7 separate regions of the Homo sapiens genome follow, and regions 1, 2, 3, 4, 5 and 7 are each linked to region 6. Evidence: chromatin contacts called from ENCODE Hi-C or POLR2A ChIA-PET data. All regions are on one chromosome and are shown on one strand. The core of a region is the stretch at or near the end of the contact, and the rest is flanking DNA. Distances in the headings are between cores, read along the strand shown. Region 1 holds the start of RHOF (ras homolog family member F, filopodia associated). Region 2 holds the start of OASL (2'-5'-oligoadenylate synthetase like). Region 3 overlaps TMEM120B (transmembrane protein 120B). Region 4 holds the start of MORN3 (MORN repeat containing 3). Region 5 overlaps HPD (4-hydroxyphenylpyruvate dioxygenase). Region 6 holds the start of ANAPC5 (anaphase promoting complex subunit 5). Region 7 holds the start of C12orf43 (chromosome 12 open reading frame 43).

The links. A loop is a pair of places that touch in the nucleus more often than their neighbours do. ChIA-PET counts read pairs that join two places held with the same protein, here RNA polymerase II (POLR2A). Pooled maps may share reads with other maps.
Region 1: a loop to region 6 is called in a pooled map, with 15 times the contacts of the local background. The contact joins the promoter of RHOF here to the promoter of ANAPC5 in region 6. A Hi-C loop is called at or near these places in 2 of 37 single-sample maps with no recorded cell type and 11 of 50 pooled maps. POLR2A ChIA-PET finds 5 or more read pairs at or near these places in 8 of 52 experiments (Caco-2, GM12878, H1 and 5 more).
Region 2: a pooled map shows a loop between it and region 6 (6-fold over the local background). The contact joins the promoter of OASL here to the promoter of ANAPC5 in region 6. A Hi-C loop is called at or near these places in 6 of 50 pooled maps. POLR2A ChIA-PET finds 5 or more read pairs at or near these places in 2 of 52 experiments (activated T-cell and naive thymus-derived CD4-positive, alpha-beta T cell).
Region 3: a pooled map shows a loop between it and region 6 (2.6-fold over the local background). The contact joins the enhancer-like site here to the promoter of ANAPC5 in region 6. A Hi-C loop is called at or near these places in 5 of 50 pooled maps. POLR2A ChIA-PET finds 5 or more read pairs at or near these places in 5 of 52 experiments (GM12878, HepG2, Panc1 and 2 more).
Region 4: a loop to region 6 is called in a map of naive thymus-derived CD4-positive, alpha-beta T cell, with 6 times the contacts of the local background. The contact joins the promoter of MORN3 here to the promoter of ANAPC5 in region 6. A Hi-C loop is called at or near these places in 1 of 168 maps with a recorded cell type or tissue (naive thymus-derived CD4-positive, alpha-beta T cell), 2 of 37 single-sample maps with no recorded cell type and 10 of 50 pooled maps. POLR2A ChIA-PET finds 5 or more read pairs at or near these places in 5 of 52 experiments (HCT116, K562, PC-3 and 2 more).
Region 5: a pooled map shows a loop between it and region 6 (9-fold over the local background). The contact joins the enhancer-like site here to the promoter of ANAPC5 in region 6. A Hi-C loop is called at or near these places in 1 of 37 single-sample maps with no recorded cell type and 7 of 50 pooled maps. POLR2A ChIA-PET finds 5 or more read pairs at or near these places in 1 of 52 experiments (HEK293T).
Region 7: a loop to region 6 is called in a map of CD8-positive, alpha-beta T cell, with 4 times the contacts of the local background. The contact joins the promoter of C12orf43 here to the promoter of ANAPC5 in region 6. A Hi-C loop is called at or near these places in 1 of 168 maps with a recorded cell type or tissue (CD8-positive, alpha-beta T cell) and 7 of 50 pooled maps. POLR2A ChIA-PET finds 5 or more read pairs at or near these places in 1 of 52 experiments (activated T-cell).

Annotation. Positions count from the first base shown.
Region 1 is chr12:121,792,337-121,795,200 of GRCh38, reverse strand. It overlaps RHOF (ras homolog family member F, filopodia associated), which reads left to right and starts at 1,513. Exons shown (of 5, transcript NM_019034.3): 1 at 1,513-1,705; 2 at 1,962-2,049. The coding sequence starts at 1,568. It also overlaps a transcript of SETD1B not described here. RefSeq lists enhancers at 1-524, 1,069-1,118, 1,065-1,605, 1,611-2,442 and a silencer at 1,599-2,138.
Region 2 is chr12:121,037,880-121,040,819 of GRCh38, reverse strand. OASL (2'-5'-oligoadenylate synthetase like) reads left to right here and starts at 1,574. Exons shown (of 6, transcript NM_003733.4): 1 at 1,574-2,046. The coding sequence starts at 1,849. RefSeq lists enhancers at 1,410-1,829, 1,409-1,908, 1,909-2,410.
Region 3 is chr12:121,772,018-121,774,985 of GRCh38, reverse strand. TMEM120B (transmembrane protein 120B) reads right to left here. Exons shown (of 12, transcript NM_001080825.2): 9 at 1,473-1,565; 10 at 264-328. Among named protein-coding and RNA genes, the nearest start is that of RHOF, 20 kb to the left of the region's middle. RefSeq lists silencers at 1-3, 1,655-1,704. Within about 2 kb of position 1,610, at least 14 of the 41 ENCODE cell types and tissues checked have a DNase peak (open chromatin) inside an H3K27ac peak, as active enhancers do.
Region 4 is chr12:121,667,997-121,671,236 of GRCh38, reverse strand. It overlaps MORN3 (MORN repeat containing 3), which reads left to right and starts at 1,583. Exons shown (of 6, transcript NM_173855.5): 1 at 1,583-1,898. The coding sequence starts at 1,754. The region is part of intron 1 of LOC105370034 (a long non-coding RNA gene); the gene reads right to left.
Region 5 is chr12:121,838,402-121,841,333 of GRCh38, reverse strand. HPD (4-hydroxyphenylpyruvate dioxygenase) reads left to right here. Exons shown (of 14, transcript NM_002150.3): 13 at 1,286-1,402; 14 at 1,496-1,807. The coding sequence ends at 1,606. Among named protein-coding and RNA genes, the nearest start is that of TIALD, 16 kb to the left of the region's middle. RefSeq lists enhancers at 475-1,144, 1,816-2,486 and a silencer at 1,654-1,853. Within about 2 kb of position 1,678, at least 16 of the 41 ENCODE cell types and tissues checked have a DNase peak (open chromatin) inside an H3K27ac peak, as active enhancers do.
Region 6 is chr12:121,350,966-121,353,778 of GRCh38, reverse strand. It overlaps ANAPC5 (anaphase promoting complex subunit 5), which reads left to right and starts at 1,368. Exons shown (of 17, transcript NM_016237.5): 1 at 1,368-1,645. The coding sequence starts at 1,439. RefSeq lists enhancers at 1-265, 266-941, 1,366-1,625, 1,618-2,293.
Region 7 is chr12:121,015,093-121,017,928 of GRCh38, reverse strand. It overlaps C12orf43 (chromosome 12 open reading frame 43), which reads left to right and starts at 1,442. Exons shown (of 6, transcript NM_022895.3): 1 at 1,442-1,599. The coding sequence starts at 1,455. It also overlaps a transcript of OASL not described here. RefSeq lists a silencer at 1,346-1,539 and enhancers at 1,267-1,776, 1,748-2,263.

The DNA.
Region 1 (2,864 bases), core at 264-2,763, 440 kb before region 6:
TGAAGAGGGCGTCCACTGAGAACCTGGGGTGCCTCCCCGGCCTCCCCTTCCCAGCTCTGCTGTGGTCTTGGGATTCTGTGGGCGGTCGCTGCTGCCCTCTGGTGGTCAGACCGTGCCTTGCTTGCACTGTGAGAACCTTGACCATGGAACTGCCAGGTTGGCGGTTTTCCTCCACGAAGTGAGGTTTACATGACCCTTGCCGAGACCTTGAAAACTGGGAGTCTTCGGGGTGGGGTCGCCAGCAAAAAGATCCTGAGTCCTGCCAGCCCCTATCTGAGGAAACTACGAAGGCCACTTGCCCCCAACCATGCTGCTGTTGGGGGTTTTGTTAGAAATGGGCTCTTCCTACCCCAGCTGGTAGGATCCCACTCTCGGCCATGCTCTCGTGCCTGTCTGCCGTGGACCGGCTCCAGGGGGGGGTCCCTCTGCCACCCTGTCGACTCATCTGGGTGGTGCAGAGGGCAGTCAGCCCGCCCAGGGTGAGGAGTAAGAGGAGGGGTGGGGGTTACGGGTAATTCAGCCAGCAGCCCTGATAGCACTGCCTACAGTAAGTGCTCAACAAATAAGCTGTTTTGATCAGGGGATGGGAGAGTTGGGGGGATTCCTGGGATGAAGGACATGTGGCTGCTGGCAAGGAAACGCATTTTCTTACATTTCTTGGTGGGTGTGGGGTTATCAGTCTCCAAAGCTCCAGGAGAGGGACCAAGTTGACTTCAACTAGAGCTACTCCAACCTGCCCCTCCCTGACGACGTCTTGCGTGGTTCACGCCTCTGGCTCCTGCCGGAAGGAGGCGGCCGCCCCTAGTGGTTTCGGGCCAACCTGCGCCCGGAGCGGCCGGCGCCGAGGCGATTGCCCGGCAGAGGGCGTCAGACGTCCACCCTGCAGCCCAGGGTCGGGGTGCGGGTAAGCGGAGCCCAGTCCCTCACCCCGAACCCGCGTGCACGCTGGCGTCCCTGGCCCAGGCGAGGTGGGCAGACATGACTCTCGCGTCAGCATCTTCCCTGGTGCCACCGCCGCTACCTCCTGTGGGGAAGCTGAGGCCAGAGGCGGACATGTGCCAAGCCACACCGCTGGGGCAGTGCAAAGTTGAGGGGCTCTTCCCGGAGCTGGAGGCCGGGGGCTTCTCGAACCCGGTGCGGAGGCACAGCCAGCCAATCCGGGAGACCCTGTCTGGCCGCGCCAGCCAATCAGAGGGTCCCTGCCGAAGGCGGAGCCTGCTAATCAGGGGCACCTGGAGTCGCTGGGCAGCCACGATCGGGTCTCGCCGGCGAGGGGCGCGACGTGACGCGCGGAGGGTGGCGGTGGGTTGGGGGTGGGAGCTTTGCTCGCAGCTGAGCCCCGTTTTTCCGGTGCTGCAGTATCCCTGGGACTGAGAGCTGAATACCCACACCCAGGGCTGAGACCTTAGCAGAAAGGAAACTGAGGCTGGGAGGTCGGCCGGGAGGCTGCCTGGCGGAGGCGGCGCTGCTCCGAGTGGGCGGGGCTGGTTCCGGCCCCGCCCCGCCCCCGACCTCTTGGCTCCGCTAGTGCCCGGCGCGCCGCCGCCAGTGCTGCGGGCTCCGGGCAATGGATGCCCCCGGGGCCCTGGCCCAGACCGCCGCCCCCGGTCCGGGCAGGAAGGAGCTGAAGATCGTGATCGTGGGCGACGGCGGCTGCGGCAAGACCTCGCTGCTCATGGTGTACAGCCAGGGCTCCTTCCCCGAGGTGAGGCCCGCAGCGGGGCTGGGGTGGGGGCGAGGGACGCCCCTTACCCTGAGCCCAGAGCCCCGACCCTCAGTCCCCAGCGTCCCGAGCACGGACAGGCGGCCGCCACCCCGGGGCGCCCCCTCGGGAATTCCAGAGCCCAGCGGGGTGAGGGGGGGCTGATCCGGGACGAGTGAGGGGGGTGGACAGTGGATTCAGCTGGAACTTTGGCCCCCGCCGGCCCCACTAAGGACCAACCCGACCCCCTCTCCCGCAGCACTACGCCCCATCGGTGTTCGAGAAGTACACGGCCAGCGTGACCGTTGGCAGCAAGGAGGTGACCCTGAACCTCTACGACACGGCCGGTGAGTGCGCCTGCGCGCCGGGGGGCCCGAGGGTCCGCCCGCCCGAAGGGTTTCCCCTCCCGGGCGTCCCCCACTGGGTGTCCCCGCCCTGCAGCCTTGGCAGGGCCTTGGCCGGCTCTTCACTCCTGGAGGCCGCTCAGGGGCGCTGGCTGCGGGGCCCTAGAGGCCAAGCCCTATACGTAAGTGGAAGGTGTTTGGAGGAGGAGGTGAACTCTGGGGCCACCCTCCCAGCTCTGTGCTGAGAGCCCACAGCTCGTTCCTCTCCTGTGGTTCTAGAAAGCAGTGGGCTGCTCTTGGGCCTCCCATGGTTCCAGGATTGCTGCGCTACCTGCTGTGGTCTCTGCAGACTCTGTGAGCTGCAGATTTGAGTCCCTTGGTGCTCGGATTGCCTGGGCTGTGTGTCTGGGTCCTGTGGTTCTGGGATGCTCCCGGCTGCAGATCAGCCTGTGGCTCCAGGGCTCTGTGGCCTGCGCTCTGCAGCCTGAGGCTCTGGGGTCCTGTGGATGCGAGTTCTGTGTCTGCAGCTCCCAGGATTCCACGGCTTGCAGTTGGTGGTTCTGGAATTGCGTGGCTACAATTACTTCTGTGCTTTCCTAGTTCCCTGGGACAAAACCAGACAGTGTAGAAAATGAACTGAGGAAGGAACAGAGCACTGGGGGCAGGGGCCCCACACCAGGCTCTGCCTGCCACCTGCAGGCCCCCACGGGTGGTTTACGGATTTATGTGCAATTGCTTGGGAGTCGGTGTTGTGAGGGGTGGGGACAGGAGAAACAGTCAGTGGGAGGACCCTGACTCCCATCTGGGCTTCATCAACA
Region 2 (2,940 bases), core at 325-2,824, 310 kb after region 6:
CTTGCAATCATCCTCACCACAGAAGCAGAGAAGTTACAAGTGTGGCAAAGGGCAGACCGGAATTCAAAGCCAATGTGGAGTGGGGAGTTGGATACATGAGTCTGGATTTCAGGGAAGAGGTATGGATTTAAGATACAAATGTGGGAGTCACTGGGTATGGTGGCTCACGCCTGTAATCCCAGCACTTTGGGAGGCCGAGGAGGGCAGATCAGGAGTTCAAGACCAGCCTGGGCAACATGGTGAAACACTGTCCCTACTAAAAATACAAAAAGTTAGCCAGGCGCGGTGGCGGGCTCCTGTAATCCCAGCTCCTTGGGAGGCTGAGGCACAAGAATCGCCTGAACCTGGGAGGCAGAGGTTGCAGTGAGCCGAGATTGTGTCACTGAACTCCAGCCTGGGCGAGACAGTGAGACTCCATCTCAAAAATAAACAAATAAATAAAAATAAAATTAAAATGTGGAAGTTGCCAGAGTAAAAACATTTAAACGCTGGCTGAAATCACCAAGGGAGTAAGTCTAGAACAAGAAGAGAAAAGGACCCAGGACTAAGCCCTGGAGCACTTAATATTATTCAGAGTTTGGGAAGTTGCAGGTGTCCAGCTATGTTGCCCAGGCTGGTCTTGAACTCCTGGCCTCAAGTGATCCTCTCACCTTGGCCTCCCAAAGTGCTGGGACTACAAGCATGAGCCACCATGCCCAGCCCGGATCCCCAGTCTTTAAGATTCCTCTCAAGCAGGTGTCTGCTAACACCAAATGAAACTCATCTGCCGGCTTCATGTTTTCATGCTTTTTTCCTACTTAACTCATCGCACTGGACTTTTGCAGTCTCTTTTTTCTGTGTCTCCTCCACCGTTCTGGGAGTCCCCTTGGAACAGGAACCTCATCTTATTTTGTCTTCTTGGCTCAATGCATGAACTTCTTGGTTCAGTGCGTGAATCATAATACCTGTTAAACCCACTCTATGGGCCGGGCGCGGTGGCTCACGCTGTAATCCTAGCACTGTGGGAGGCCGAGGTGGGCGGATCATTTGAGGTCAGGAGTTTGAGACCAGCCTGACCAAAATGGTGAGACCCCCGTCTCTACTAAAAATACAAAAAAAAAATTAGCCGGGCGTGGTGGCACATGTCTGTAGTCCCAGCTACTAGGGAGGCTGAGGCAGGAGAATCGCTTGAACCCGTGAGGCAGAGGTTGTAGTGAGCTGAGATTGCACCACTGCACTCCAGCCTGGGCAACAGAGCAAGACCCGGCCAAAAAAAAAAAAAAACAAAAAAACAAAAAAACCCACTCTATGAATAGTGAGGGTCAAAGAGGTTAGAGTCTGGCACAGGTAGACTAGAATTCCCAGTCTGTTCTCTTGGGCTCCAGATTCTCACTCCACCACCTGAACACTAGTGAGTCCCTTCCGTTCCCAAGCCTCAATTTCCTTAGACAGATGTAAGCAGTTGAATTGACTAACAACTATCCAACCCCAACCTACTGGGCAAGTTGCCTCCTTTGGGGTCAAACACTATCCAACTTCAGTTTCCCAACGTCATAAAGGAGAACTCTAAAAGTTGAGAATCGAAACTGATGACAGATTGACTAGACGGCCAGCCTGTTAAGGTGGCCCCAGATATTCCAGCCTCAGCCCAGAGTCCTCCTGTGCCCCTACTGCAGCAAGGGTGTCTCCAAGAAGGGGGACCTGGAGTCAGCCCGTCACACCTGGTTTCCTCTCTGCTAGGGTCCCTCCTCCCACAGAGCACTGGAGGGCAGCTGAGGAGGAGCTACCTTAAAAAAGGAGGTGTGTGCCAGGGAGCTGGGTAGGAGCCTGGCTATATATCTGCCCAGCAGCGGTACTCTCGGGACAGAGATGGCACTGATGCAGGAACTGTATAGCACACCAGCCTCCAGGCTGGACTCCTTCGTGGCTCAGTGGCTGCAGCCCCACCGGGAGTGGAAGGAAGAGGTGCTAGACGCTGTGCGGACCGTGGAGGAGTTTCTGAGGCAGGAGCATTTCCAGGGGAAGCGTGGGCTGGACCAGGATGTGCGGGTGCTGAAGGTAGTCAAGGTAAGACTGGGCTCCTCCAGCCCCCACGCAAGACAAAACCCAGTATCAGAGTCCACGTCCCTGGGGATGCTGGGGACCCCTGTCCTCCTTATCCCTAGCCCATGCTGATGACATCTCAGAATACCCCATCCCACCTAGCTGTCTACACCCCACTGCACCACTGCCTTGAGTAGAATGAGTCTAGTAATAATAGCTCACATTTGGGGGCTCACTGGACTAACCTCTTAACATACACTATCTCTAATTCTTGCACTCTGTGAGATAGGTACTATTCTTTGCCCAGTTTACAGATTAGCAAATGGAGGCTCAGAACCAATACAATGCGAGGTCCTTGGTTGGATCCTAGTGTGAATGAACCATCTGTAAAATATAGTTTGGGGACAACTGGCCTAGATATCAGATAGTACATATATCTGATATGGGAAATCATTGTTGATTTTGTTAGGTGTAACAGTAGTTTTGTGGTTATCAGAAGGTTGTCTTTTGTTTGGACACGAACACTGAAGTATTTTAGGGACAAAGTTCCTTGGTGCCTATAATTTACTTTAACGTGGCTTAGATTAAGCACATGTAGCCAGGAATTTAGACTTGTTGAATCAACTAGTTGGGTATATGAGTGTTAGTTGTATCATCTATTTTTCTATGTGTTTTAACTTTTTGATAATAAAATGACTTTTTTTTTTTTTAGAGACAGGGTCTCGCTCTGTCACCCAGGCTGGAGTGCAGTGGCACAATCACCACTCACTGTAGCCTCAATCTCCCTGAGCTCAGGTGATCCTCAGCCTCCTAAATAGCTTGGGATTACAGGCATGCACCACCATGCTCAGCTAATTTTTGTATTTTTTGTAGAGATAGGGTTTCACCAATGTTGCCCATGCTGGTCTCGAACTCCTG
Region 3 (2,968 bases), core at 361-2,860, 420 kb before region 6:
GCCCCTCACCCAACTTTGGGTATCAACTACCCACAACACTGACAGACACCCCCAAAATGAAATGCAGGCACCCGAGGCCAGGGCAGAGCTAGGTCAGTTCTGGCTCCTGCCTTGGCATCCCTGGGCCCAGAGGCTGCCCCGGCCCCAGGATGCTGTGGGCCCCAGCATGGGGACGGATGGAGAAGGAGGGCAAGGCCTGAAGACCTTCTGTTCCTGGGGGTCAGCCCAGACAGGAGATACCCACAAACTCCAGGGGGACTCACATGGCCACAGAAGAGGAAGGGCAGGAGAAAGGTGAGGCCCCGCCACATCCAGGACTGGAACCCTTCTGTGGAGAGGAGGGAAGAAAAAGGACCCGCTGAGGGGGTCCGCTGCCCCCACAGCTCCACCAGACGCCCACCCCCAGCCACACCAGTCACCCTAAGATGAGCCAGGGACAGTCACACATGCGGGGGGTCAGCCCTCACCTGTCATAGCTGGGTGGGCATTCACTATGACAATAGCAACCCTGTCACCTGGCCTGACTGCTCTCTCTCTTCAAGCCACCAAGAGCCAGGTGACAACACACAGACACTGGGCGCTATGTTGTTACTAATTTCTTTAATCTGCACAGGGTTTTGCATTTTATAATGAATTTTCACATGCATTAGTTCTATCGAGTCTTGAGACAGGAGGACCTACTTAGGAGAGTAATTTGATGGAAATGACTATGTCAAAAGACAGCAGAGTTGGCCAGGTGCAGTGGCCCACGCCTATAATCCCAGCACGTTGGGAGGCCAAGGTGGGCAGATCACTTGAGGCCAGCAGTTTGAGACCAGCCTGGCCAACAAGGTGAAACCCCATTTCTACTAAAAATACAAAAATTAGCCGGGCGTGGTGGCACATGCCTGTAATCCCAGCTACTCAGGAGGCTGAGGCGGGAGAATCACTTGAACCCGGGAGGCGGAGGTTGCAGTGAATAGAGATCGTGCCACTGCAATGCAGCCTGGGCAAGAGTGAGACTCCGTCTCAAAAAAAAAAAAAAAAAAAAAAAAGATAGCAGAGTTGTATTAAAAACAGTTTCCCCTGAAATTCTCAATGAGGTGTCTCCTCACTTTTCTGGCTGGCACTCCTATGGCTTCAGAGTGAGGCATGTCTCCCCCGTGTACATGCATTTATATACTTATACGTGTTGGTATGTAGACATGTTACACACAAATGGCTAATTTGTGTGTGTGTATTCTAGAACACACACAAAAAAATAGACACTTCCAGAGGCTGAGACAGAGGCCCTGCCCTCGGGGCCTGGTATGCAGCTGGCCTGGCACTTGGCAGCTGAAACAGAATCCAGGATGAATTCTGGAAGGCGCTTCGGATAAAGGGCAGCGGCCTGGCTCCGCTGTATGGGAGGTGCTCGCAGGGCTGCACTCCCGGTGTGGGGAGCTGGCAGGTCCAGTACCTGCCCCGGCTCCAACCCAGGCCCAGCTACTCACCCACTGTGAGATCCAGGTGGTTCCTCTCCCCCAGGGCCCGCAGCCGGTAGAGGCAGCCCCTCTGGTAATAATATTGCAGGAACTGGACGCAGCCTGCAGGGGGAGCACAGCACCTGGGCTCAGGGCCTGGTGTCCCCGGAAGACAGGGCCACACCTCTCTGCCCCAAGCACAGGCTGATGGGTCTTTACTGGGCAGAAGCAGAAAGGGTGCCCTGGTTACAACCCTCTCCCACGCCCACACACCACAAACAGACACACACACTCTGGTCTGAACCTGCTTTAGCCCTTATCCAGAACACAGAGAGAACACAGGTATGTGAGGACCCATCTAAGCCCCAACTAGATTTGAAACTTCTGGAATTTTCCATGCAGTAGACACTCAATAGATGCTTGCTGGAATGCAAGCTATGCCAGTGCTATGTTGGGAGCTCTGTGCAATGCTAAGACACAAGACAGAGTTCCATCCAATGGGATACTTCGTTGTTGCTAAAAATGAGGTGGTAATGACATGAAAAATAGCCATGATAAACTGTTAAAAATTCAAAAGGCAGGTTATAATAGTAAAGCTCTATGTACAGAAAGGTCCCATACTTGTAAAAGATACATAATGTAATACACACATGTATATACCTATTTATGAATAAAAACTTTTGAGAGGACATAGATCTTAACTAACGTCACCTCTAGGGTGGGCTGATATACAATTTCCATTCTTGGCTTTATACATTTGTATTTGTTTGCAAGCAGGTTTTAACTTAAAATGTAGGTTGTAGTATCTGAAAAGTCAATACAGCCAGGCGTGATGGCTCATGCCTGTAATCCCAACACTTTGGGAAGCCAAGGCAGGCAGATCCCTTGAGGCCAGGAGTTCAAGACCAGCCTGGCCAACTGGTGAAATCTCATCTCTACCAAAATACAAAAAGTAACCAGGCATGGTGGCAGGCACCTGTAATCCCAGCTACTTGGCAGGAGAATCGCTTGAACCGGGAGGTGGAGGTTGCAGTGAGCCGAGATCACAACACCGCACTCCAGCCTGGGTGACAGACAGAAACTCCATCTCAAAAAAAAAAAAAAAGAAAGAAACGGTACGGCGTGGTGGCTCATGCCTGTAATCCCAACACTTTGGGTGGCAGAGGTGGGTGGACCACCTGAGGTCAGGAGTTCCAGACCACCCTGACCAACATGGTGAAATCTCATCTTTATTAAAAATAAAAAAAATTAGCTGGGCGTGGTGGTGCGCACCTGTAGTCCCAGCCACCCGGGAGGCTGAGGCAGAAGAATCGTTTGAACCCAGGAGGCGGAGGTTGCAGTGAGCCAAGATCGCGCCACTGCACTCCAGCCTGGGCAACAGAGCAAGACTCCATCAGAAAGAAAGAAAGAAAGAGAGAAAGAGAGAGAGAGAGAAAGAGAGAAAGAGAGAGAGAGAGAAAGAGAAAGAAAGAAAAAGAAAGGAAGAAAAAGAAAGAAAGAAAGAGAAAGAAAGAAAGGGAAAGAAA
Region 4 (3,240 bases), core at 334-2,833, 320 kb before region 6:
ACGGGGTTTCACCATGTTAGTCAGGATGGTCTCAATCTCCTGACCTCGTGATCCACCCGCCTCGGCCTCCCAAAGTGCTGGGATTACAGGCGTGAGCCACCGCGCCCAGTCTTTTTTTTTTTTTGAGACAGAGTCTCACTCTGTCTCGCCCAGGCTGGAGTGCAGTGGTGCAATCTCGGCTCACTGCAGCCTTCTCCTCCCTGGTTCAAGCGATTCTCCTGCCTCAGCCTCCCGAGTAGCTGGGATTACAGGCGCCCGCCACCACACCCAGCTAATTTTTGTATTTTTAGTACAGACAGGGTTTCGCCATGTTGGCCAGGCTGGTGTTGAACTCCTGACCTCGGGTGATCCATCCGCCTCGGCCTCCCAAAGTGCTGGGGATTACAGGCGTGAGCCACTGAGCCCGGCCTATTTTATTATTATTTTTTAAGACTGAGTCTTGCTCTGTCTCCCAACCTGTAGTGCAATGGTGCAATCTCGGCTCACTGCAACCTCCGCCTCCTGGATTCAAGCTGTTCTCATGCCTCAGCCTCCTGAGTAGCTGGGATTACAGGCGCGTACCACCAGGCCTGGCTAATTTTTGTATTTTTAGTAGAGACAAGGGTTCACCATGTTGACTAGGCTGGTCTCGAACTCCTGACCTCAGGTGATCCACCCGCCTCGGCCTCCCAAAGTGCTGGGATTACAGGCATGAGCCACTGCGCCTGGCCCTCCTTTTTTCAATATATGTATTGATTTTTTTAAAGTGAGTTAACTTATTTTTATTTTCTTCTTGAGAAAAGTTCTCACTCTGTCATCCAAGCTGGCGTGCAGCGGCATGATCTCGGCTTACTGCAACCTCTGCCAAGTGAGTTAATTTACATATAAAGATTAATAGTACATGTGATATTTGGAAATGGGAGAAGAAAAAATCCCAACGGCATAGAATTTAGGACCTGAGATTGTTTCCCCACTCCCAGCTTTTGCTCTGCCTATTTTCTTTGCCTGGAATTATTTTTCCCTACTCCTAGGTGTGATTGTCAAAATATGTAACCCATATTTTGGGTTCATATTTTGGATTCATATTTGGCTCAGTGGCTCATGCCTGTAATCCCAGCACTTGGAGAGGCTGAGGTGGATGGATCATTTGAGATCAGGAAATTGAGACCAACCTGCCCAGCATGGTGAAACCCCCGTCTCTACTAAAAATACAAAAATTAGCCAGGCGTGGTGGTGGGCGCCTGTAATACCAGCTACTTAGGAGGCTGAGGCACGAGAATCACTTGAACCCAGGAGGCAGAGGTTGTAGTAAGCCGAGATGGTGCCACTGCACTCCAGCCTGGGCAACAAAGCAAGATTCCATCTCTAAATAAATAAATAAATACATAAATAAATAAAAATATTTAGAAGACATAAAAAAAAAAATATATATATATATATATATGTATATATGACCGCCACCCCCTCCCTGGGGGCAGCTTCTCCCTGATGCCATCACAAACCCTCCTGCTCTACTGGTTTCCCTAGATTCCCAAGTAATTGTGCCATCAGACCCCCTGGGAGGGGGCCCCAGGAGAGGCAAGGGAGGGGCCAACCAAAGGTCAGTCCAGCACTAAAGGATCCCCACTAAGGGCTGTTCACCTGCCCCAGGGACTCAGAACACACATGACTCTCCCCACTTGAGCTCAGGATCCCGGCATTACACGGGGCGCGCTGAGCCCCAGATGTCCCTAACCCCTTTCCAGCACCCTCCAGCCTTGCAGAAGCAGCCACCATGCCAGTCTCTAAGTGCCCAAAAAAGTCGGAGTCCCTGTGGAAGGGGTGGGACCGGAAGGCCCAGAGGAACGGCCTGCGGAGCCAGGTATACGCTGTGAATGGCGACTACTATGTGGGCGAGTGGAAGGACAACGTGAAACACGGTGAGTGGGACTCCGGGACGGGCGGCCGGAGTGGGGTCAGAGCCACAGTGGGCAACAGGGCCAGGAAGGCAGAGTGCAGAGCTCACTGGGGACATGAGATGTGTCCCCAAGGCTCCCCCAGGGTGAGCGCTGGCCCAGGCCAGCTGGGGGCCTTCACATGCTGGGGCTTCTGAACAAACTCAGCCCTGACTTCAACTGAGTGAGGGTCTCAGGACCAGCAGTGGACAGAGGGTCTTGAGAAACTGGCCTGCCCCCGGGGCTCTGGGACCTAGGGGGCTCAGTTCCTGCCTTCTGAGACCTGGGTTAAGCACTGGGCTGGCTGGCAACAAGAAAAGCCACGCCCCTGAAGCCAGCTTGCAGTGGGGTTCTGGGCTTCGCATTCAGCTGTGATGCTCTGCAGAGGGCTGAGCGCCAGGCACAAGGGAGGACCCCCTACTCCATCCCACAAGGAGGAGCTGGGGCTCCAAGTCTGACCAGCAGGGGGCAAAGGGGTCCTGTTGATACAAACTAAATCCTGACTGGGGAAAAAAATAAAGAAAAAAGAGCTTTTATTTTAAAATGTGGCACTGCTGCTCACTCCAGTCTTGCAATTCCAGACTCTGTACTCTTTTTTTTTGAGGGGACAAGGTCTTGCTCTGTCTCAAAAAAACAGGCTGGAGTGCAGTGGTGCCTTCATAGCTCACTGCAGCCTCGAGATCCTGGGCTCAAGCAATCCTCCTGTCCAAGCCTCCTGAATTGCTGGGATTACAAGTGGGAGTCACTGTGCCTGGCTAGATTCTGTGCTCTTTTTATTTTTTTAGACGGAGTTTCACTCTTGTTGCCCACGCTGGAGTGCAATGGCACGATCTTGGCTCACCGCAACCTCTACCTCCCGAGTTCAGGCGATTCTCCTGCCTCAGCCTCCAGAGTAGCTGGGATTACAGGCATGTGCCACCACGCCTGGCTACTTTTGTATTTTTAGTAAGACGGGGTTTCTCCGTGTTGGTCAGGCTGGTCTTGAACTCCCGACCTCGAGTGATCCGCCCGCCTCGGCCTCCCAAAGTGCTGGGATTACAGGCGTTTAGCCACTGCGCCCAGCCCAATTCTGTGCTCTTAACCATCCTGCTCTCCTGCCTTGCTGGGTTAAGTGCTTTGCAGTCAAATAAACCTGGGTTAGGATCCCAGTTCCAGGCTGGGTGTGGTGGCTCACATCTGTAATCCCAGCACTTTGGGAGGCCGAGGCAGGCAGATCACCTGAGGTCAGGAGTTCAAGACCACCTTGGCCAATATGGTGAAATCCCATCTCTACTAAAAAAATACAAAAATGGGCCAGGTGGGGCTGGGCGTGGTGGATCACGCCTGT
Region 5 (2,932 bases), core at 429-2,928, 490 kb before region 6:
CAGTGGTGCGATCTTGGCCCATTGCAACCTCCAGCCTCCTGGGTTCAAGCAATTCTCCTGCCTCAGCCTCCCCAGTAGCTGGGATTATAGGCGCCCGCCACCACGCCCAGCTAATTTTTTTTTTTTTTTTTTTGAGACAGAGTCTTGCTCTGTTGCCCAGGCTGGAGAGCAGTGGCCGATCTTGGCTCACTGCAACCTCCACTTCCCGGGTTCAAGCGATTCTCCTGCCTCTGCCTCCTGAGTAGCTGGGATAACAGGCGTGTGCCACCATGCCCAGCCAATTTATTTTTATTTTTATTTTTAGTAGAGATGGGGTTTCACCATGTTGGCCAGGCTGGTCTCGAACTCCTGACCTCGGGTGATTCACTCACCTCAGCCTCCCAGAGTGCTGGGATTACAGGCGTGAGCCACCTTGCCCAGCCTAATTTTTGTATTTTTTTTTGTAGTGACTGGGTTTCCCCATGTTGGCCAGGCTGGTCTCGAACTGAGCTCAGGTGATCCACCTGCCTCGGCCTCCCAAAGTGAGCCACCATGCCTGGCCACCCCCTTTTTTTTTTTTAATCCGTATTTTAAGGAAGCAACACTATATGTTTAACTTTTTGAGAAGCTGCCAGACTGTTTTCCAAAGTGGTTGCACCATTTTACAGTCCCACCAGCAGTACATGAGGGTTCCGATTTCCACTGGAGGATTTTAAACAGGGGAATGACATGATCCGACTTTTAAAAGATCCCGCAGCAGGTCATGGTGGCTCACGCCTGTAATCCCAACACTTTGGGAGGTCGAGGTGGGTGGATCACCTGAGGTCAGGAGTTCGAGACCAGCCTGACCAATATCGTGAAACCCCGTCTTACTAAAAATACAAAAATTAGCCGGGCATGGTAGCCTGCGCCTGTAGTCCCAGCTACTCGGGAGGCTGAGACAGGAGAATCGCTTGAACCCGGAAGGCGGAGGTTTCAGTGAGCCAAGATTGCGCCACCGCACTCCAGCCTGGGTAACAGCGCAAGGCTCCGTCTCAAAAAAGAAAAAGAAAGTGTCCTGATAATGTCTGCGGGGAGGATGGATTGTAAGGATACAAGATTAGAAGCGGGCAGCAGTCTTGAATGGTGCCTTAGGAACTGTAGTAGGGGGATAGTAATAGGACAGTTTGGGGATATATTTGGAGGTGGCTGAACTGCCAGAAAAAGAGGTCATTTCCAGACTTTTGGGGTGCAGGAGCCCCTGTGGACTTTCCAAGGATCTCACCGTGCCAGCCTCCCCTAGCAGAGCCCCCTGTCTCCCGCCTAGGAGCTGAAAATCCTGGTGGACTACGACGAGAAAGGCTACCTCCTGCAGATCTTCACCAAACCGGTGCAGGACCGGCCCACGCTCTTCCTGGAAGTCATCCAGCGCCACAACCACCAGGTACTGCTTGTCCCCGGCAGGCCCGAGGGGACAGGCAGCTAGCACACTCGGTTTTCTGGGTCCTTGGCTCATCTCCTCTCTTTCCCGCCACAGGGTTTTGGAGCCGGCAACTTCAACTCACTGTTCAAGGCTTTCGAGGAGGAGCAGAACCTGCGGGGTAACCTCACCAACATGGAGACCAATGGGGTGGTGCCCGGCATGTAAGCCCCGCCCACCCCACGGAGGCCACAGCCACACAGCCACGCCCCCTGATTCTGGAACTCGCCCAACTTCCCTACTGGCTGCTCCCCTTGGGTCCCGCCCACCAGCGGACTCGGCCCCCAAGGCTCCGCCCACACTGACCACGCCCCTCGGCGGGGCCGCCCTCTGCTCCAGCCCTCCCGATTAAAGCGTGCCCCGGTCCAATACTGTGTCTGTGTTTGTGTTGCGCATAAGGCAGTAGTGCCTTATGGCAGCCAGGGGGAGGCCAGGGCGGCCGCCAGCGCCGCGGGACCGAGGAGCTGCGGGTGCCAGCGCTTTGCCAGCGGGACCACGCGGAGAGGGGAATTCTGGAACCAGGGAAGGAAGGGGACTTGCTCTGGAGGGAAAGACGGATGACACTGCTTTTGTAGAGAGATAAACGCGATTCAGACAATAAAGCAAGCGATGAGCCGGGCGTGGTGGCTCACACCTGTAATTTCAGCGCTTTGGGAGGCAGAGGTGGGAGGATCGCTTGAGGCCAGGAGTTCGAGCCCAGCCCGGTAACATAGCAAGACCCCGACCCCCCTGCGTCTACACAAATAACAAATAAAAATTAGCCTGGCGTAGTGGCGCACACCTGTGGTCCCAGCTACTCAGGAGGCTGAGGTGGGAGGATCGATTGATGGACAGAGGTCTAAGCTGCAGCGAGCCCTGATCCTGACACTGCACTCCAGCCTGGGCAAGAGTGAGACCCTGTCTCAAAAAAAAAAAAGGCAGTTGATGAGAATATGTGGAAGCGAAGATCGCAGGGGAGCTAATTTTGATAACGGAAGACCTCTCCGAGAAGGTGACATTTGGGAGCCAGCCATGGGACCATGCTCGGGAAAAGGATTCCAGGAAGAGCGAACGGAGAAAGGCCCTGAGGTGGGGTCAGAGTTTGGCAGCATCTTGTCTGCCGGCTTGATGATCTCTTTTTGTTGTTGTTGAGACGGAGTTTCGCTCTGTCCCCCAGGCTGGAGTGCAGTGGTGCGATCTCGGCTCACTGCAAGCTCCGCCTCCCGGGTTCACGCCATTCTCCTGCCTCAGCCTCCCGAGTAGCTGGGACTACAGGCGCCCGCCACCACGCCCGGCTAATTTTTTGTATTTTTAGCAGAGACGGAGTTTCACCTTGTTAGCCAGGATGGTCTCGGCCTCCCAAAGTGCTGGGATTACAGGCGTGAGCCACCGCGCCCGGCCGATGATCTCTAAAGATGAGCTGTCTTCAGTTTTGCTACCCAGAGCCCAAACCTCTGAACACAGGAGAGGGGAGAGTGTTAGACAAGGGACTCTAGGGGCAGCATCCCTGCTCAT
Region 6 (2,813 bases), core at 119-2,618:
AAGTATAATTTAAACAAACATAAAAATGGGCACAAGGCAGGCCGGGCGCGGTGGCTCACGCCTGTAATCCCAGCACTTTGGGAGGCCGAGGCGGGAGGATCACGAGGTCAGGAGATTGAGACCATCCTGGCTAACACGGTGACACCCCGTCTCTACTAAAAATACAAAAAATTAGCCGGGCGTGGTGGCCGATGCCTGTAGTCCCAGCTACTCGGTAGGCTGAAGCAGGAGAATGGCGTGAACCAGGGAGGTAGAGCTTGCAGTGAGCAGAGATCGCGCCACTGCACTCCAGCCTGGGCGACAGAGGAGACTCCGTCTCAAAACAAAACAAAACAAAACAAAAGGCACAAGGCACAGTGTGTGCATGTGGATAGCCAAAGTTGAATGGTATGTGGTTTTTCTTTCAAGGGACATAAAGACTAATAGGGATACCAGATCATTAATAATAATTCAGGGTATAGAGAACTAAGTGTCTTGGGAGAGGTACAGATGAACGGAAGGGGAATTGTGAAAAATCAGGTTCAAAATGTTGGCTGGGGATTGCTTTTGGAGGGCTTTGAAATGCAGAGTATAGATTTTGTAGTTTATTAGGTAGGAAACTGACTCAGCACATGGAGGTGATGTTGCTAATGTTCTATTTCACGTAAGGATACACGACCACTGGCAACCTGATCTGGCTGTCTGCAAATGGCATTTGTGAAACGCTGAAGAAAAATCTCATGTTCCTATCTTTAAAAAGACAGAGTTAAACTCCTAAACATTTGAGTTTAAAAGTAACATAATAAATACATACTTTAAGGGTGCAAATTTAATTTCGGTACTTTTAAACACAATCATTTAAACATTCTATTTGAACTATTTTCAAATTACATGAACAAGCCAGGCGCGCTGCCTGTAGTCCCAGCTTCTCGGGAAGGCGGGAGGATCGCTCGAGCCCAGGATTTGGGAGGGTGCAGTGCTCTTTGAGGGCGTCTACGAATAACCACTGCCCTCCAGTCTTGGTAACATAGCGAGATATCGTCTCAAACAACAACAACGACAACCACCACCACCACCACCAACAACAACAACCAACAACAAAAAAACCACTTTGGGAGCTCCTCAGTCCCTTCAGCCCCGACCCCAAGCATCGACTTCCCCTCCCATCCGGTCCCTGTCCACGTAGCCTGGGAACCTGCTCCCACTCGGCAAAAGTTTCTGTAGGGAGTCAGTCTTTTGGTGCACCCCTCCCCGCACTCTTGTACATTCTGACTGGCTGTCGCTCTCCCATGTGCTCTGACAGACTGCTCTGATTGGTTAACAAATGCCGCGAGCACGCGGATGTCTGTTTCCTGGGATATTGTGAGGGCGGGCGGAGATGTAGACCCGGTAGTGTTGTGCCTTGTGGTGACAACTGGCGGCAGCGCGCCGCGGGCCCGAGACTTAGTCTCGGGCCGCCATGGCCAGCGTCCACGAGAGCCTCTACTTCAATCCCATGATGACCAATGGGGTTGTGCACGCCAATGTGTTCGGCATCAAGGACTGGGTGACGCCGTACAAGATCGCGGTGCTGGTGCTGCTGAACGAGATGAGCCGCACAGGCGAGGGCGCCGTCAGCCTCATGGAGCGGCGGAGGCTCAACCAGCTGCTCCTGCCCCTGCTGCAGGTGAGAGGCGCCCGCTGGCTCCTGCTCGTGCAGCAAACTTTTACTGAGCATCTGCTCTGTGCGGAACCCTGGGCTTGGGGACACTCGTGTCCATCAGATACTCTCCCTGCCTGGAGGAACGTGAAGAAATAAAGATAGCTACTACCGGTAGCTAACACGTACTGAGCGTTTACGGTGGGCCAGGCGCTTTACATGCATTTTTTTTTTTTGCAAGTTCATGTCTGGCTCCAGTATTTATTAGCTGAGAGTTAGAGTCTCAGATCCTGTATCTTCTTTAAAATGGGGCTATACAATAGAGCGTTGGAGACACAGGGATAAGTCATACAGGCTCCCTATCCTAGAGGACCGTAATAAACAGTAAAAATGCCATAAAACCGGGCCGGGCGCAGTGGCTCACGCCTATAATCTCCGCACTTTGGGAGGGTAAGGCGGGTGGATCACGAGGTCAGGAGTTCGAGACCAGCCTGACCAACGTAGTGAAACCCCGTCTCTACTAAAAACACAAAAAATTAGCTGGACGTGGTGGCGGGCACCTGTAATTTCAGCTACTCGGGAGGCTGAGGCAGGAGAATCGCTAGAACCTGGGAAGCGGAGGTTGCAGTGAGCCGAGATCGCGCCACTGCACTCCAGCTTGGGCGACAGTGCAAGACTCCGTTTCAAAAAAAAAAAAGGCATAAAGCCAAGGACGAGCACTGATTGAATACTTAACTGTGTGCTAAGCACTTTACTTAAAATTTGTTTTAAATTATTATTATTTTTTTGAGACAGGGTCTCGCTTTGTCGCCCAGGCTGGAGTGCAGTAGTGTGATCGCGGCTCACTGCAGCCTCGACCTCTCAGGCTCAGGTGATCCTCCCACCTCAGCCTCCCAAGTAGCTGGGAGTACAGGCGCGGGTCACTACGCCCAGCTAATTTTTTTGCATTTTTTGTAGAGACGGGATTTTGCCATGTTACCCAGGCTGGCCGGGAACTCCTGGACTCAAGCAATCCTCCCGTCTGGTCTCCCAGAGTATTGGGATTACAGGAGTGAGCCACTGCGCCCGGCCGTCATGTGTTATTTCATTTTGCAGACACAGGTTTAGCTCAGATAATTAAGTTCCTTAATTCATTTGGGTCTCAGTTTTCTCTCTGTAAAATGGGAACAATAGTAGAAACTGTTACTAGCATGTA
Region 7 (2,836 bases), core at 193-2,692, 340 kb after region 6:
CCTGCAACAGGCTCCTGTGATCAACGGTACTTGTTTTAAAGAAGCTTATGTGGACTTTGTCTTTTCTCGTTGCCACAACCTCTTTTAATGTGCCTATAGTCCACTATAGCATGCATATCTCAAATTGCAATTCCTTGCAATTCTGGAATAAACGCTTTATTTTGGAGAGTCAGTCTCTCTGTTATTTATTTTATGGTGTCAATTTTAACATATGAATTTTGGAGGAACACATTCAGACCATATCAGTCACCTTCCTCTTCTTTGAAATAGAAAAAGCTCAAGGCCAGAGAGTTTATTTTAGTAAAGTTTTGACATACCTGTCTTCAAAGATAAAACATGAAACAGCATTCCACACACAAAAGTAAAGTGATTTTGTTCATCCTTCACTGTGAGGTATTTTAACCACAGAGATTCTAATTTTTTGGTCTTGGATGGGTCCTGGGAGTCAGTATTGCCTGGCTAATTTTTGTATTTTTAGTAGAGATGGGGTTTCACCATGTTGGTCAGGCTAGTCTCGAACTCCTGACCTCATGATCTGCCCGCCTCGGCCTCACAAAGTGTTGGGATTACAGATGTGAGCCACCGTGCCCGGACAGGATTCTGCATTTCTCTTTTTTTTTTTTCGAGACAGAGTCTCAGTCTGTTGCCCAGGCTGGAGTGCAGTGGCACGATCTTGGCTCACCTCAACCTCCACCTCCCAGGTTCAAGTGATTTTCCTGCCTCAGCCTCCTGAGTAGCTGGGACTACAGGTGCGTGCCACCATGCCCAGCTAATTTTTGTATTTTTAGTAGAGATGGGGTTTCACTATGTTGGCCAGGCTGGTCTCGAACTCCTGACCTTGTGATCTGCCTGCCTCAGCCCCCCAAAGTGTTGGGATTACAGGCGTGAGCCACCGTGCCCAGCCTGGATTCTGCATTTCTAACGAGCTCCCAGGTGTTACCAATGCTGCTGGCTCATGGACTACACTCTTAAGTAGTAAGGCCCTAGGCTATTAAAGGAAATACAGATTCCTGGATTCCACCTATCAGAGATTCTGATTCTGTTAGTATTTTCTGTGAGACCCAAAAGTCTGCAGTTTAACCAGCTCTCTAAGGTGTTTCTTAGGCCCAGCTGGACTGGGAAATTACTAGAATAAATGACATGGAATCAAAACCTGGGAACTAATCCTGGGTCTGTCATTAACTCCTTAGGAGATTCCCATCCCCTCTGGAGATCTGTCATCAAGAAATGATTGGAGAAGTTAATCTCTTAGGCCCTTCTAGCTCTTGCCTTTGAGAACCGCCCACCTCCCCATTCCCACCTGGTATCCCCAACCCAGTACAGTTCATGGCCAATGGCGGTCCAAGTCTTGGAACTACAATCCCCACAATGCCTCGCGCCTCTCCTCTCACGTGACGTCATGAAGGAGGCTTGATAACGGCGGTGTTCTCCACAATCCTTTGCGGTGGTTCAAGATGGCGGCGCCCAGTGGCACAGTGAGCGATTCGGAAAGTAGTAACAGCAGTAGCGATGCGGAGGAGCTGGAGCGGTGCCGCGAGGCGGCAATGCCGGCTTGGGGCTTGGAGCAACGCCCGCACGTGGCAGGGAAGCCAAGAGCCGGTAGGGTACTATGTTTGGGGAGACTGGCTGAGGGGCGTGGGATCTTCCCCTGGAGCCTGAGAGGATGGATGGTGAGGAGAGAGTCACTGGGACTCGGCTTCCTTCCCCGAGAGACCTCCAGGGACTGGGTGTAGTGCAGATTGAAAGCATGGGCAGGTGCAGTAGGGAGGGTATTTCATTATTCCAGTCGGGGAAGCTGAGGTACCCAAATGTCTTTTGATTCTGCCTCCTTGGGTCTATCCTCACTGCCCCACACTGGGAAGGCTGCCGTCTCTTCGAGATAACTGCAACAGCCCCCTCCCGGTATTCTCGCACCCAGCCTTTCCCCACCTCCAACACATTCTCCCACCCTGGAGGTTGTTGCCAAGAGCAGTGCCCAGCACATCACTCTGACCGTGACTCCCTAGTGCCCTGGGAATAAATACAGAGCCCCGCAACATCAAGGGGCCTAATCATGGATAGAACCCAAGGGTTCTTGAATTTGGAATGAAAACATGTTGCATCTTTGCTTTCTATTCATCTCTGACTGAATTTTAGCATCTCTTTCCGTCTTGCAAGCACTAAGCCACAGTAGTTCTGGCAATGCCGTTACTTTATCCCAACAGAAGTCACAGATTTTCATATCTCATTACAATCTTTGCAGATACAGATATCAATATATCATTTTATTGATAAAAAGATATTGGGGAAAAAAGTCATTTACACTCATCCCTGATTTAAAATGTGCCACTCTAATTTTTAGACCCATCTCTATATCTAAGATGTAAGAAGCACATACATCACAAGTTTGGTTGTTTACTATCATGATAATTAAATTTCGGTATCATTGGTTTTCTTTGTAATCCTGTATGTTGCATTTCATGCATTTAAAACATTGCTCTGAGAAGAGAACCGGGCTTCACCAGGCTGTTAGAGAAGGCTATGGCAAAGCAAGGTTAAGAACCGCTGGATTTGTTTAAAAGGACTTACAAGCCCTTTGGTGATCCATTGCCTTCCTCTCCCTTCCTTCCCTCCTGCCATACTGCACTTCCTGTAGGTAGCTTCCAGACCATAGTCTGCCCCTCTCACCCCCTAGTACCATAACCACAGTTTTCTCTGCAAGTTCTATTTACAGATCTGCCTTTCCATCTCATTAGCGGTGGGAACTTGAGCAAAGTACTTAAATCTCACTGTACCTAAATTTCCTCATCTGTACAGTGCGGGTAGTGATAGTACCCACCCCATAAGGTTGAGAAGT